Regions from separate parts of the Homo sapiens genome. Here region 2 is linked to region 1. A link is a contact called in ENCODE Hi-C or POLR2A ChIA-PET data. All regions are on one chromosome and are shown on one strand. Each heading gives the region's core, a stretch centred on a gene start or an enhancer-like site at or near the end of the contact. The rest is flanking DNA. Distances are from core to core; before and after follow the strand shown. Region 1 overlaps LOC101928911 (a long non-coding RNA gene). Region 2 overlaps RNGTT (RNA guanylyltransferase and 5'-phosphatase).

The links. A loop is a pair of places that touch in the nucleus more often than their neighbours do. ChIA-PET counts read pairs that join two places held with the same protein, here RNA polymerase II (POLR2A). Pooled maps may share reads with other maps.
Region 2: a map of OCI-LY7 shows a loop between it and region 1 (12-fold over the local background). The contact joins two enhancer-like sites. A Hi-C loop is called at or near these places in 1 of 168 maps with a recorded cell type or tissue (OCI-LY7), 6 of 37 single-sample maps with no recorded cell type and 5 of 50 pooled maps. POLR2A ChIA-PET finds 5 or more read pairs at or near these places in 1 of 52 experiments (OCI-LY7).

What each region holds. Positions count from the first base shown.
Region 1 is chr6:87,902,808-87,908,807 of GRCh38, reverse strand. The region is part of intron 2 of LOC101928911 (a long non-coding RNA gene); the gene reads right to left. Among named protein-coding and RNA genes, the nearest start is that of SPACA1, 140 kb to the left of the region's middle. RefSeq lists enhancers at 1,221-1,270, 3,355-3,604. Within about 2 kb of position 3,512, at least 2 of the 41 ENCODE cell types and tissues checked have a DNase peak (open chromatin) inside an H3K27ac peak, as active enhancers do; they include OCI-LY7, where a contact is called at or near this core.
Region 2 is chr6:88,609,491-88,615,847 of GRCh38, reverse strand. It overlaps RNGTT (RNA guanylyltransferase and 5'-phosphatase), which reads left to right. Exons shown (of 16, transcript NM_003800.5): 15 at 1,453-1,576; 16 at 2,966-5,951. The coding sequence ends at 3,129. Among named protein-coding and RNA genes, the nearest start is that of RNGTT, 350 kb to the left of the region's middle. Within about 2 kb of position 1,392, at least 2 of the 41 ENCODE cell types and tissues checked have a DNase peak (open chromatin) inside an H3K27ac peak, as active enhancers do; they include OCI-LY7, where a contact is called at or near this core.

The sequences.
Region 1 (6,000 bases), core at 2,263-4,762:
TCAAAAGAAGAAGAAAATTAACTCTGAAAGTGGCAAAACAGAAAATTCCTGTTCTTGTCCATCATATCTGACATTTTACCACGTGGATAATTCTAGAGGCGGGTTTTTCTTTTGTCCTCCAAAATAAATTTTTGCTCCATTTTTGAACCCTAATCAAAAAATTATGCCACAGGAGACACTCTACTTAAGAACCTAGAGTCTAGCCCAGCTTCAAGGGCATAGTCCTACTGTGTCGCATTTTCCTAAACACCTGTAACAGCTGGACAGCTGTTCATTCCCCTCCTCTGCCAACCCAGTCATTTGCTTTAACCAGGACAAGTTTATTTTCAATCTTAATTATTTCTGAATTGAAACTTTATTTTCTTACCTGGTTTCAGGATGTGTTTTAGAGTGTTTTGGGTTTTGAAAATTCACTTTGAAATGGGATATGGTTTTTACGTCCTCTTCTTATGCTGTCTCTCCTCAGGAGTTGTTGAAACTCCTTACATTTAAATTCCTTAGGGGGCACTTGTAGTTTTGTGCCTCATGTAGCAGACAGGGTATCAGGTACAGCTGGAAGTTTGGGGAATTAACTTGACTTGAAGCTCAGATAACCAGAAGTCTTAACTCATATGCTACCCTCTTTTTTCCACCATAAAAGATAATAAAGTCTTTATCATAAATTAAAAGTATAGCATGAAGATTGGGGCATTTTGAAGAGAAGAAAGTTGTTTGAAGTTCAGAATTTAGCAAGTTCATTTTATAGACTTCATGTATGGGTTGCTTTTTGTTTAATAGCACATCACAAAATTCTAGCTGAAAGCCATGAGATAATATAGCTTAATGATACTAAGGTTCATTTATAAAAATTATAATTTAATCATAAAAATACATTTTAGATACAAAAGCTTCTTTCTGAGCTCACATCTCCCATTTATGTCTGAAAGAGCACAGGCAATGCCACCCACTGAGCATTCTTGGTGGTAACTGGTTCTAAACCTCAAATTTCAAAATAATCACACTCAGACACACCACAACCACATCCTGGATCATCAGAAGCCAAGAAAATCCAGTGATGAAAGTTTTTCTTAATCCCACAGGCATCTATGGTGTGGGGAAGAGGACTGTGTTGCTATAGCTACTGATCCCCCCATTTTTGGCTTCTTTGACCTTTCCTCCCCTTGGGGGAGGAAATACTGCTGCAGTAGCCTGTGGAGGCTATGGGGAGAGCAGATCCACCTTCGAGTTCAAGAGAAAGACATTCTCCAGGAAGCCCTCCTCTCCTCACATTTGGCGACAGTTACAAAGCAGAATTGTCTCCTCTTTAAGTGGCCGTCGTGAAGCCCAGAGGCAGTGTGGGATGCTGAATGAAATAACAGTTTCCAAAGTACCATCCGATCAAGCCTTCCCATATTCTCCTGAGATTCCTTTCACTACTGCTCAAAGACTTGGGGGTCTGGAGTCTTTTGTTTTTGTGTGTTTGGTTATTTACCATTAGATGGTAACATAGGGATGGGCCCTGGCTATATTTCCACTCCTTGTTCTTGCTCCTGCATAAATCATGGAAATCCTCACCTTAAAAACTTCTTTTGACCATAACCTTGACTTCATTGTGAGGCATTTAGAAAAAGGCGTGGCCTATCCAAGTAAAGGGCAGGTACTCAGCTTACCCACCAGCTACAACTTGTCACAAACTGACACATAACCTGGCTCTCTATCCATCTCCATTGGTTTTTACACTCACTGAGGAAGCATCATGGTATACCAGAAAGTCTAGGCTTTGGATCAAACATATTTGGATGTCAATTCCAGCTCCTGGATCCAAACATATTTGGATTTAAATTCCTTGAGTAAATTACCCCCATCTTCAAATCTGTTTCCTCAATTAGAAAGGGCTGTTAGGAAGAGGCAATGCAAAACGAGCACTTAGTGTGCTGTGCCAGGCACATACTAAGCGTGTAAAGGATGTTAGCTATTATTATTGTAATTTACTTCATAGGGATGCTGTGCGGAATTAAATGAGATGACATCTGTGGAAGGCCAGGCCCATTTGGAAGAGCTCAAAAAACACTAGCTCCTTTCCTCTTAAGAACAATTAAGTTCTTTCCAAATCTGCTTAGGTTTCAGGTGAAGACCTTGGATTTGAATCCAAGGTGCTTCCCTGCAGCCACTTAACGATACACACCTCTCCCTGTGCCTGCAGCCCCATAGGGGGAGCATCCTAAACACCTTTATGACATCTTTCCCCCTCCCCACCTTAAGTCCAGTTCTGTTGGGTCTTCTTCACCTCACTGTCTGGCCCTCTCTTCGAATACTGAAATGTTTTCCCAATGTCTTCCCTCCTGATTTCTAGGTTGGATCATAAACCTTGCCCTTAGCCCACCCACTCCTGTTTCCTCCTCTACTGCTCTGTTCTCTCCCGTCCATCCCTGAGGGGCTCATTACCCAAGCACCATTTACAATGACAAAGCAAATGCACTGCATTTAGATTGATTTTTGTCTTAGTCAAACTGGGGTACATTTGTAATACAGAAAAGGATTGGTGTGTTTCATCACAAGGAATTAAAGCTATTATCTCACAAATCTGATTGATGTGAGCAGCCAAAACAAATATGTTGAGTAATTTCTTCCCTTACTAACTAGTTCTTTGCTTGAATCTTCCAGTTAATAGTTACGCCTGGCAAATTCTCAAATGGTATATATTATATTCATCCCAGCACTTGCGTTCTGTTTTGGATATGATTTTGAAAGAAGACATCTTAGAGAGTAAATTCTTGAGGAAAGGACATAAATAGATAAATACCAGATATAAATAGATAAACATGAATAAAAATGCATATTTCAGAAACATTGTAAAAAATAACAATAATAATAATAATATAATGGCTGTAATTTTTCAAACATCCTCAGACCACAAAGGTAATGCAGAGGGAAAATAGGCGTATTTGTTTTCCTCTTGCCTTATGGCTGAAAGAGCAAAGCATGCATGATTTTTATGACCTGGCTAGTGATGTGTCCCTTCAGGGAGCTATTAACTCTATCCTTGTAGATGGTGCCTGATCCCCTTCAAAATTAGAAATTGCTTAAAACCAGAAAAAAAAAAAGCATTTCATTCCTAAATAGGCCATTAGTGATATTGGATAGTTTGTTATGCTGTAATGCAATATTGAAATTCCTAGAGGCAATGGATTTTCAGTAGTGAATTAAAAAGACCAAACTAAACCAAGTATTTGAGGAATGAGTGAAAAGAATCTTGGGTAGCTAACTATTTTATAGGTTGTGTGTCAGCAAGTGACCTTTTGAAAATAAAATTATTAACTCTCCCCAGAGAACTAAATGCAAATTGAGCCCAGCTGGATTGTGTGGTAGGTATGAAAACATATCTATTTTGATGCAGGGGAGCAGGGGGTGGACATATATGTCACGAAATGTCAGAATAATGACCATCACCCTCAACAGAAAGTAAGTGGACTAAAAATAGCAACATACAGTTTTGGTTCTTAAAAATTATCAGCAAAGATGCAAAGGGTAATGACAGCAGATGTGTACAGCAGGGTTTTAACCTGAGTATGTGCCTGGACATGCTGTGCTGCCTCACTGCACAGCTAATACAACCTTTGACAACCTTTTCCCAGGAATGCAGAAGTCCAAGAATAATGCACATAAACTAAATAGCATCATTTCGTAGCATAAGTTAAAGGGAAGCTAATTTACTGGCTGCATGTTACAATAGATAAAATGAATTTCATTGTCTCCATGCCTGTACCTATCATCAGGCTTAATGTAAATACCCCTTTGAAGGACTATAGCTATCAGACGTGACATTAGAGTGATTCACAAACAGCTCTAATTACATAAGTACAAAACTATATTGTACTTACAGGCTTGCAGATACTAACTAATTTCTCATCATTTGCATCCAAAAACCCTGGTAAATTCCCTTTTCCTGAATATAGTATCTAAATTTTAAATGTGTAGGAAAAGTCACTATTCTACTAAGTGTATCTTTCAATAGATACTTAATTTCCTTTCTGAAGTTACTGTAATTATTTCAGGAATTGAGCCTTTTTGTCCTAGAATTTTTGTTCTCATCAGGATAGACAAGCTCTCCAAGGACACGCTGATATTTCTCCTGGCTAACCTCTGGGGACATTATCAATGCATGGTACAGTAAGTTAATATTTCACCAAAGGTTAAAAAAAATAGAAGAATACAATTTGAGGAGAGGGGATTGTTAAGAATCATATTCAGGTTAAAATATTACATTCATAGGAACTTTAAAAATTTTAAATCAATATAGATGATTTCAACACAGTATATAAATCAAAGCCCTCCTATTTATTCCCTGGCCTGATTGATAGGGTTTCTCTATTAAAATTGCCCATTCCATCCCAAATATGGATAATATATAATTTGAAGTTGAAATCAGGTCCCTTGAGTTTCTTGAGATTGGATAAATGTCTGCAAACATCAACAAACAGGCCTTAAAGTAAGGCAGTAATCTATAAACCATCCTGATGACTTGTCAATAGGAGGAGGGAGACAGGATGAGACTGTAAACTCAGCAACCTCTTCCTGACCTTAACCCTCCCCCAACCTCTGAAAAGTAATGAGGACTGTTCCTTGAGCCTTTGTTTGAGGAAGCTGAGAATAAGAATTGTGAGCTCCTGTATTCCCACAGAGACTTAAAGTATCCACAACCCCTTCAGTTCAAAATTGCTTTATATTTGGTGACCTGAGGTTCAAGTAGATAAGTTTTGCTACATTCAAGAATGCAGAAATAATTCACCCTGTCACTGCACTGAGCAAGACAACCAACCAGGGCTGGTGTGGCCCAGGAAAGGTCTAGGGAAACAGGGAACCGAGGATGTATTTCAAGGGGGCAGGTGGACTGGGGAACAGGAACTGTTTGAATAATTTTCAGAGACTCTGAGATTTTAGCTGCCACCAAAATGAGAAAAAAAGCACCAGATGTAGAGTTAGTAAACCAAGTTTCTAGTCAGCTCTGCCATTAATTTATTTTGTTATCTTGGACAAGTTTCTTAATTTCTCTGGGACTCAGTTTTCCCATCTAAAGACTGGCTGAAACAATGTCTAAGTTACTGTCATCTCTCAAAAGTCTGCAGTTTCGCGACCGTTACTTATTCCTCAGAGATATAAGAAAACTGATGTTAACTATAATCACATAAGTGGAGGAAGAAAGAAAACAAATTGAGTTTTCTCAGCCTTGCTAATAACACTGCAGCGCAGCACTCGAACGGTCAGTGAGAGGCGATGGAACGAATCAAGATCCTTAGACTAATTACATGTGGAAGACCTCCGTGCGTCACCATGGAAACCAAAGGGAAGGTGGCCCCGGTAAAGGTCAAAGACTCGAAAAATAGACATGGCATTATGAGAGATTCCTACACCTCAACCAGATTCATCCCCAGGGCAGTGAGACCCTAATTATTTTCTAAAACAGTATCTCCAAGTAGGGTGTGTGCTTCAGAATCACCTGGTCAGTTACTCATACAGACTCCTTGAACTCACCCAGGCCCACAAAATCAGAATTTCTGGGAAAAGGACTAGGAAATCTGCATTTCTAAGCAATTCCCCTAGTGTTTGTACAATAGCACTTGAGCACTACTGGTCTAACAAATGGAGAGGAAGAAGTTGGAAGAAAAATAATGAAATGCCCAGCATGTAGGCTCACAGAATACCTCTGGAAGTGGAGGAGTCACTGATAACAGTGGTTGCCTTCAAGGAGGTCTGAGGTACACAGAAGAAAAACTTGCCTTCACTGTAAATGTGTTAATGTTGTTAACATTTTTACAATGAGCAAGAATTACATAAATATTTCTAATCCTAAAAAAGATTTTAAGTGCAAATTAAATGTGGGTACAATTTCTCAGATTTGAAAAAAAATGGGCACTCTTTTTAAAGTTAAAGGATAAAGTGATAACAACAGTTTAAAATTTTCTCCTTTCTTTTTTTTTTTAAATCAAATAACCCAACTTGGAAAGGTTAAGCAAAATGCAG
Region 2 (6,357 bases), core at 143-2,642, 710 kb before region 1:
CATTGCCTAATTTTATATTTGGTTAACAATTTTACTGATTGTTCTATGTCCCAGGCACTTTCAATTATTATTCTTTCAGTGACCCAGTAAATTAGGAACTTGTTCCCCATTTTAGAAATTAGGAAATAGACACTGAAAGGTTTAGAAACTTATTTCTGTTAGACCTTACATGTGGTATAGCAAAACTGTGTTTACCTAACTGAATGAGTTGTCCAATACTTGCATATACACAGTGTTTCCAAAATAAAAGAATGGGTCCCTAGAAAGCAAGGCAAGAGAATTGAGACTAAAATAATGAATATTTGAGGATAAATTTGGCAAGTTTGCTACTTGGAATATCACTTTTTTGGGCATGTCTAGTTCCAAAACCACTGAGTGTATTGCACCTGTTGGATTTGTTGAAAATGCAGATGGTACAATCAAATGTAAAGGGAAAGGAATATAGTTTGAAAGTTTTTATGAAGACATGTGCTGCCTAATCTGCGAATTGAAAGCATCTTTTAAAAACTTACTTCTCGTCATATTCCTAGGTGGTAGTGAATATGTGGGTAGAAAAATGAGAATGTTTCAGATAATGCTAATGAAGTTAAATGATTGCAGTCTACCATATTGTGAGGAAAAGTTGTTAGCCATGAAAGATGAGGACAGAATTAAAATATTACCATGACTGGCATTTGATTTGAAAACTACAAAGATAAGCTTAGGTTCCTATTTATGAAAACCATTCTCACAGCCCAGTGAAATATCTTTTAAAAGGTTCGTAGTTACCATGGATACTTGTTAGCTTTGATAGAGTATCCATATTCAGTCATCTGAGGTGAAGAAGCCAAAAAACCCATCAACTAATGTCACAAATAGCTTCATCTGTAAATTTGTACTAGTTTGGGGATGGAAAGGCTAAGTTTCCTGAAGATTAGATTGTTGGTTAATTGTCACTGCTTGGAAAGCAAAATATTTAGGATGTACATTGCCTGAATTTGATCCTAGTATTCACTATTGATATGTAACTTTTTCATTTAACTAGTACACGGCATTTCTTAGATTTTAACATAGGAATTTAGATGGTTAGACCTTTCTGAAAGTTGATGAAACCTAGGCAGTATACTCAATTTCTGAAAGCCGTAGAGACACAGACAATATTGAAGGTATTGGTCCCCATGGTAACATATTTGCATTTGGCCCAGCATGGCTGGTTTCTGCCTAGCTTCTTTTAATTGCTATATATTGACAGCCATTTTCACAATTATTTATAAAATGTCGGATAAGTGAGCATGTGTACAAGGGAGTGCACACCATACCTTAAGCTTGATTAGATACTTCAGATGACAAAGAGCTCTCTGCATGAAGAGTTACTGAGGTATTTTTATCATTTCCTAATGTGCCTGTCACATAGTAGAAGCAAAAAGCCTTTCAAGTTATTTAAATATTTTCCTCAATTCTCTTTCAAAACAGGTGACAAAAGAGCTGAAACAGTATGACAACAAAATTATAGAATGCAAATTTGAGAACAACAGCTGGGTCTTCATGAGACAGAGAACAGACAAAAGTTTTCCTAATGCCTACAACACTGCCATGGGTGAGTATGACAACTTACCAGTGCTTATTATATTTAAAACAAAAATTAAGGTGTTAGACCCAAAGTGTGCTGCCTTTGTTGTTTTGCTTAATGGGGCATAGTCATTTGGACTTCATCCTTGTTTGATGGGAAAGATACGTCAAGTCTGTATTCTGTTTGGCTCCAGTTGGCTTGTAGGTTCTACTCTCTAAACTGGTGATCTTGTGCCCATGCACCCAAAAGAGAAGTTTAAAGGGCAGGATACTGGGCTGTATACAAGTTGAATTTATTGAACAACAACAACAACAGAAACCATGATAATTTCAGATCTATTCAAAACTATAAAAACCATTGTTTGCCAGATGGTAAAAGACAAAATTATCAGGGGAAAATGTAATTTCCAGCTCTTAAAATAGCTTTATAAACAATGGAGAACAAAGTAAACGAAAACCATTTAAAAAGACAAAATCTGCTATGCTATTCTTCAGAGTGTTCTTTGGGTACAATATGAATGCTTTGGGAATTCAGAATAGTAAGTTTCTTTCATGGGGAACAACACAAATTAATTGAAGTTTATAAGGTATACCACTACCAGTAGCAGTTGTTGTTCTGGATTGCATTTTTAGTGGAGTTGAAAAAAGGTAAAAACCAAGATAACAGGTTAATCAAACTTTACTTTTAGAATGTGCAGTTGATGAGGAGGATGATGATGATGATATGATAAGCTAATGAGAAAATATTGAAATTGCCAATTTCAGCTTTGCAGTTTAAAAGTTACTGTTGTACATTTAGGAGTTCTCATTGGAACTAGCATCCATGTTCAGACAAGATGAGTTAATTTCAAAAGTCAGGATGATTAAGCCAATGTCTTTTCTTCTAAGACCAAATAGGTAAATAAAATGAAAAGGACTGGCACTAAATTTTGATAAGAGAAGATAATATGGTCTGCTAGCTACAATGAAACCACCTATTCAACAGGAATGGTGGCTGGTGCCATGTTTTATGTTTCGTAGAGTAGACTTCTTTCTGAGAGAAAGATTGAAGGACTATAGTGCACGTTTTCTGTAGAAGTTTTAGTTGAATACAGACTATGGTGCAATGTGTTGTGTTAGATTAAAATCCCATAAAAACTGGTTTGGGAGGGATAGAAAACCGTGGGGAAGACATGCTTATAGCCCAAACATTTAAAGTTTTGGTTTAAAATTAATACTGCAGTAAAGAGTAGCCATTAGACAAGCACATATTTTGGGTGTAGGGTAGGGAGGAGATAGTTCAATGTGAAGCACATCACTCAAATGGGTAAAATGGAAAGTATTTAGTATATTGGGATGAAAACCTTTCTCATAAGCCTGTGGTGAGTCAGCTGCCTTAATTAACCCTCACATGAGACCTGTCTCCCTTTGTCCACAGCTGTGTGTAACAGCATCTCAAACCCTGTCACCAAGGAGATGCTGTTTGAGTTCATCGACAGATGTACTGCAGCTTCTCAAGGACAGAAGCGAAAACATCATCTGGACCCTGACACGGAGCTCATGCCACCACCACCTCCCAAAAGACCACGCCCTTTAACCTAAGACCTGCCTGTGACTTGAGGGTTAAGAAGAAAGAGGAATGAGGAAAAAACGCTGTTGCCCATTTTTGTAGCCAGAGAAATTGAAAAACGACTGTGGCTTGATGTTGATACACATTTGAATTTTTTTTAAAAAAAGAAAGTTATCGTAGCCAGCCTGTAAATACTTGATGCATTCGTTTCCTCAGTGCTGCAATACATCGTGGACTTAAACATCTTATTTATCTGATAAACTCAGCCTTACCTTGTGGAATCTGAAGATTGAAATATCCAAAGGTTTAAACAAGATGGAAATCAATGAAAAAGAGGCCTTGTTTATATATGGGTAGCTTCACATTTAATTTATAAAGTTAACAATCTGGAAACTGTGAGCCCATAAAACAGTATTTTTTAGAAGTTGTGTTACAACTGTAGCAAATTTTCCTTTTAAAAAATCCAGGCAATGGCATTAAACATTCTTGCTATCATTTACCATGGATTTCCTACATTTCTGAGATCCCTGTATTCAAAAACAAATGACAGGGTTGTTAAGTTGTACTATATTAAACAACTTGGTCTGGTTTATATCATTTTAACAAGTTTTTTGGAAATGTAAAAGAAAAAAGTAAAGCTCCATTTTTGTGAATTGCATTGTTTCTAAAGGAAGTATTTTGAGTATTTTCATCTGTTTGTATTGTTTCGACTATGATATCAGATATCCAGTGTGTCCATTCTGGCAGTGGTTTTGAGTTACTTCATGGAACTTGGACATACACCACCAGGTCCTTTATGTGTTGTTCTCCTGGGAGACTTCTTTTTTTAAATGCCAGGGCTACTTCTGCTTTACCTCAGTGGTATCAGCACATTGTAAATTACGTTAAAACACACAACTCACTGTGATCTATGGGAGTGATATCAAATACAAACGATGTTGTGTTCCTTCTCTCGAACAAAACAGCAAAGGGAATGCCAGCTAACTTCTTTGATTAGAAGGTAATGTCATGGAATAGAATGCTGTCACCAGAAAATGCTCTCCCACTGCTAGATAAATGCAGAGGCAAAGTGTAGACATCTGTAGGAACTAAATATCAAGGAAATCAAGACATTTATTTTCAAAGCGAGAATTCTATCTACATTCTATTCTGCGGATGTTATTTCTGTTATACATCTGAATTTTAAAATGTTTACTGATAGATAATGGATTTAAAGGGCGGCTAATTGATTGTCTGCCATTGTTGATAAACTGTTCTAATTGGTTTGTGAAAGAACTCTGAGAATTAGCTAAATGGAGGCTAGTGTATTTATTTTTAGAGGTACATGTTTTAAGTAAATGTATTTAAAACAAATTTTCATGGTCTGAATTGTATATGTAAATGCATATCTGTGTAAGTATATGCAAGTGTATATTCTTCTACTGATTCAGTCAGACACGAAATCCAACTGAATTACCCGGTAGACTGAATATCTGACGGGATTTCTATATGGACATAGCACAGATGAACCAAAAATGTATTTATATTCACCTGAGTTTTAATGTTTTTAAACAAAGTTTTCTCCTGCAGTGCTTTTCTATATGAAATAGTTGAGTCAAGCTTGGGCTTTTTTCTTCGTTGTTCCCAAGTCATGTAATGTATAGTGAATTTATCCAAAACGCCATTGTAACGTTTTTTACTAGAGTGTTTTTGCACATTTGGGCGCTAAAGGGATTAAAACAACTGATGCCACAATGACTATTGAAGGAGGGAAAATTCTCAAGGTTCCATAGTATCTTTTACAAAATGGATTAAAAAAAAAATGCCTATGCAACTTCAAATAGTCTGATGCCTGCTTCCCCAGGACGAGTGACTCTTCCACGGTGTGCTGCTTTCCCTCCGAGCCTGTGGAAAGGCAGAGCCCTTTTGCAGATACGAAAGCAAGCTTTTGCCAATGATCTTTAATGGAGTTAAAATGTTTATGGTAATTGTAACCTTTCAAATGAGTTACGTGAAAAGAGCATCTCACTTTTAATACACCCAGATATTTTCTTCAAGTCTTTGTGCATTTTAGCAGGACTTAATTTTCTTAATTTATTCTTTCCTTTCAATTATAGTGACATAGAGTAGTTGGCCTTATAAGTAGATCCCATTTAGCCCCTGAACATAATACCATCTGCAGTATTATAAAAGTCATTTAGAAGGTCAGGGGGATAATCTAGAGGCAGGATTTTGGACATTGTGAAGGAAATGTGCTCCTTCTCAGCTCACTTCAATAACTATTTTCTGAGACTGAAGTTTTTTAGACAAGAATAAGAAAACTTTGCTTTCTTCAGTTATCACATGTGAAAGCTTTTGCTTTTTGTTAGGAAAAGGTGTGGATGACTCTACTGCGTGGATGGTTACATTTGCTTTCCGTGAAATGCTCAGAAAATGTCAGGACATTCCTTTTCCAATTGTGTGTCAGTGCGTATTGTAATAAAACTACTGATTTAAATTAGCATAAGTGTATCTACTTTGTTTTACTGGTGATACTCTTGTGTCCCTTCTATTGCTGGCATCACATCCTACTGCTGTCAGCCACACCCAGTGTAATCCATCTGGCTTTGTAGAGATTAGCATAAAGACTTGGAAAGCCTCTATTTTTCTTTCTGAGAAACTGAGAAATTTGATTGACACAGGGGGGTGTAGTTTGAACCTTTTATTTTTGAAGTGGAGAGGAATGGGAGAAAGCACATCTTTATATGATGTTTATATTATTTCTCTTCATCTAATCTTAGCAGTCTACTGTATGAGTAGATATTCTGTTACATTATTTTTAATGCATTTAAATTTTTTAGAATACTCAGCAATAGCAATAAATATTCTGAAATGATGAAGTCGTGAACTACCAAATTTTTTTTTGCATTGCATTTTTATAGTATGGAATTTGCCATCTTTAAATGTTTAAATAATACCACCATTTTGAACTCTGCATATAGTTTTTCCTGGCCAAAAAAATAACCTTGGAAGCCAAGAAGCAAATACTCCCAAGTGGGAGGACACATGTGGTGGAGAAAACTCTGGACTAGACTCACACAAGTCCAGGCTCTGCCTCCTGTTGGCTCTGTTCTGTCTAGATCCTCCCACACACACACCCCCATCCACCCCTGCCATTTTGTTCCATCTATAAAGTGGCAAATCCCATCTGTCACACTGGGCTAGATTATTTAAAAGCCTTTCCAGGTCTAACCATGATTCCTGTGTTAAAGACAGTACTTTGAAAATCTCCCATATTCACC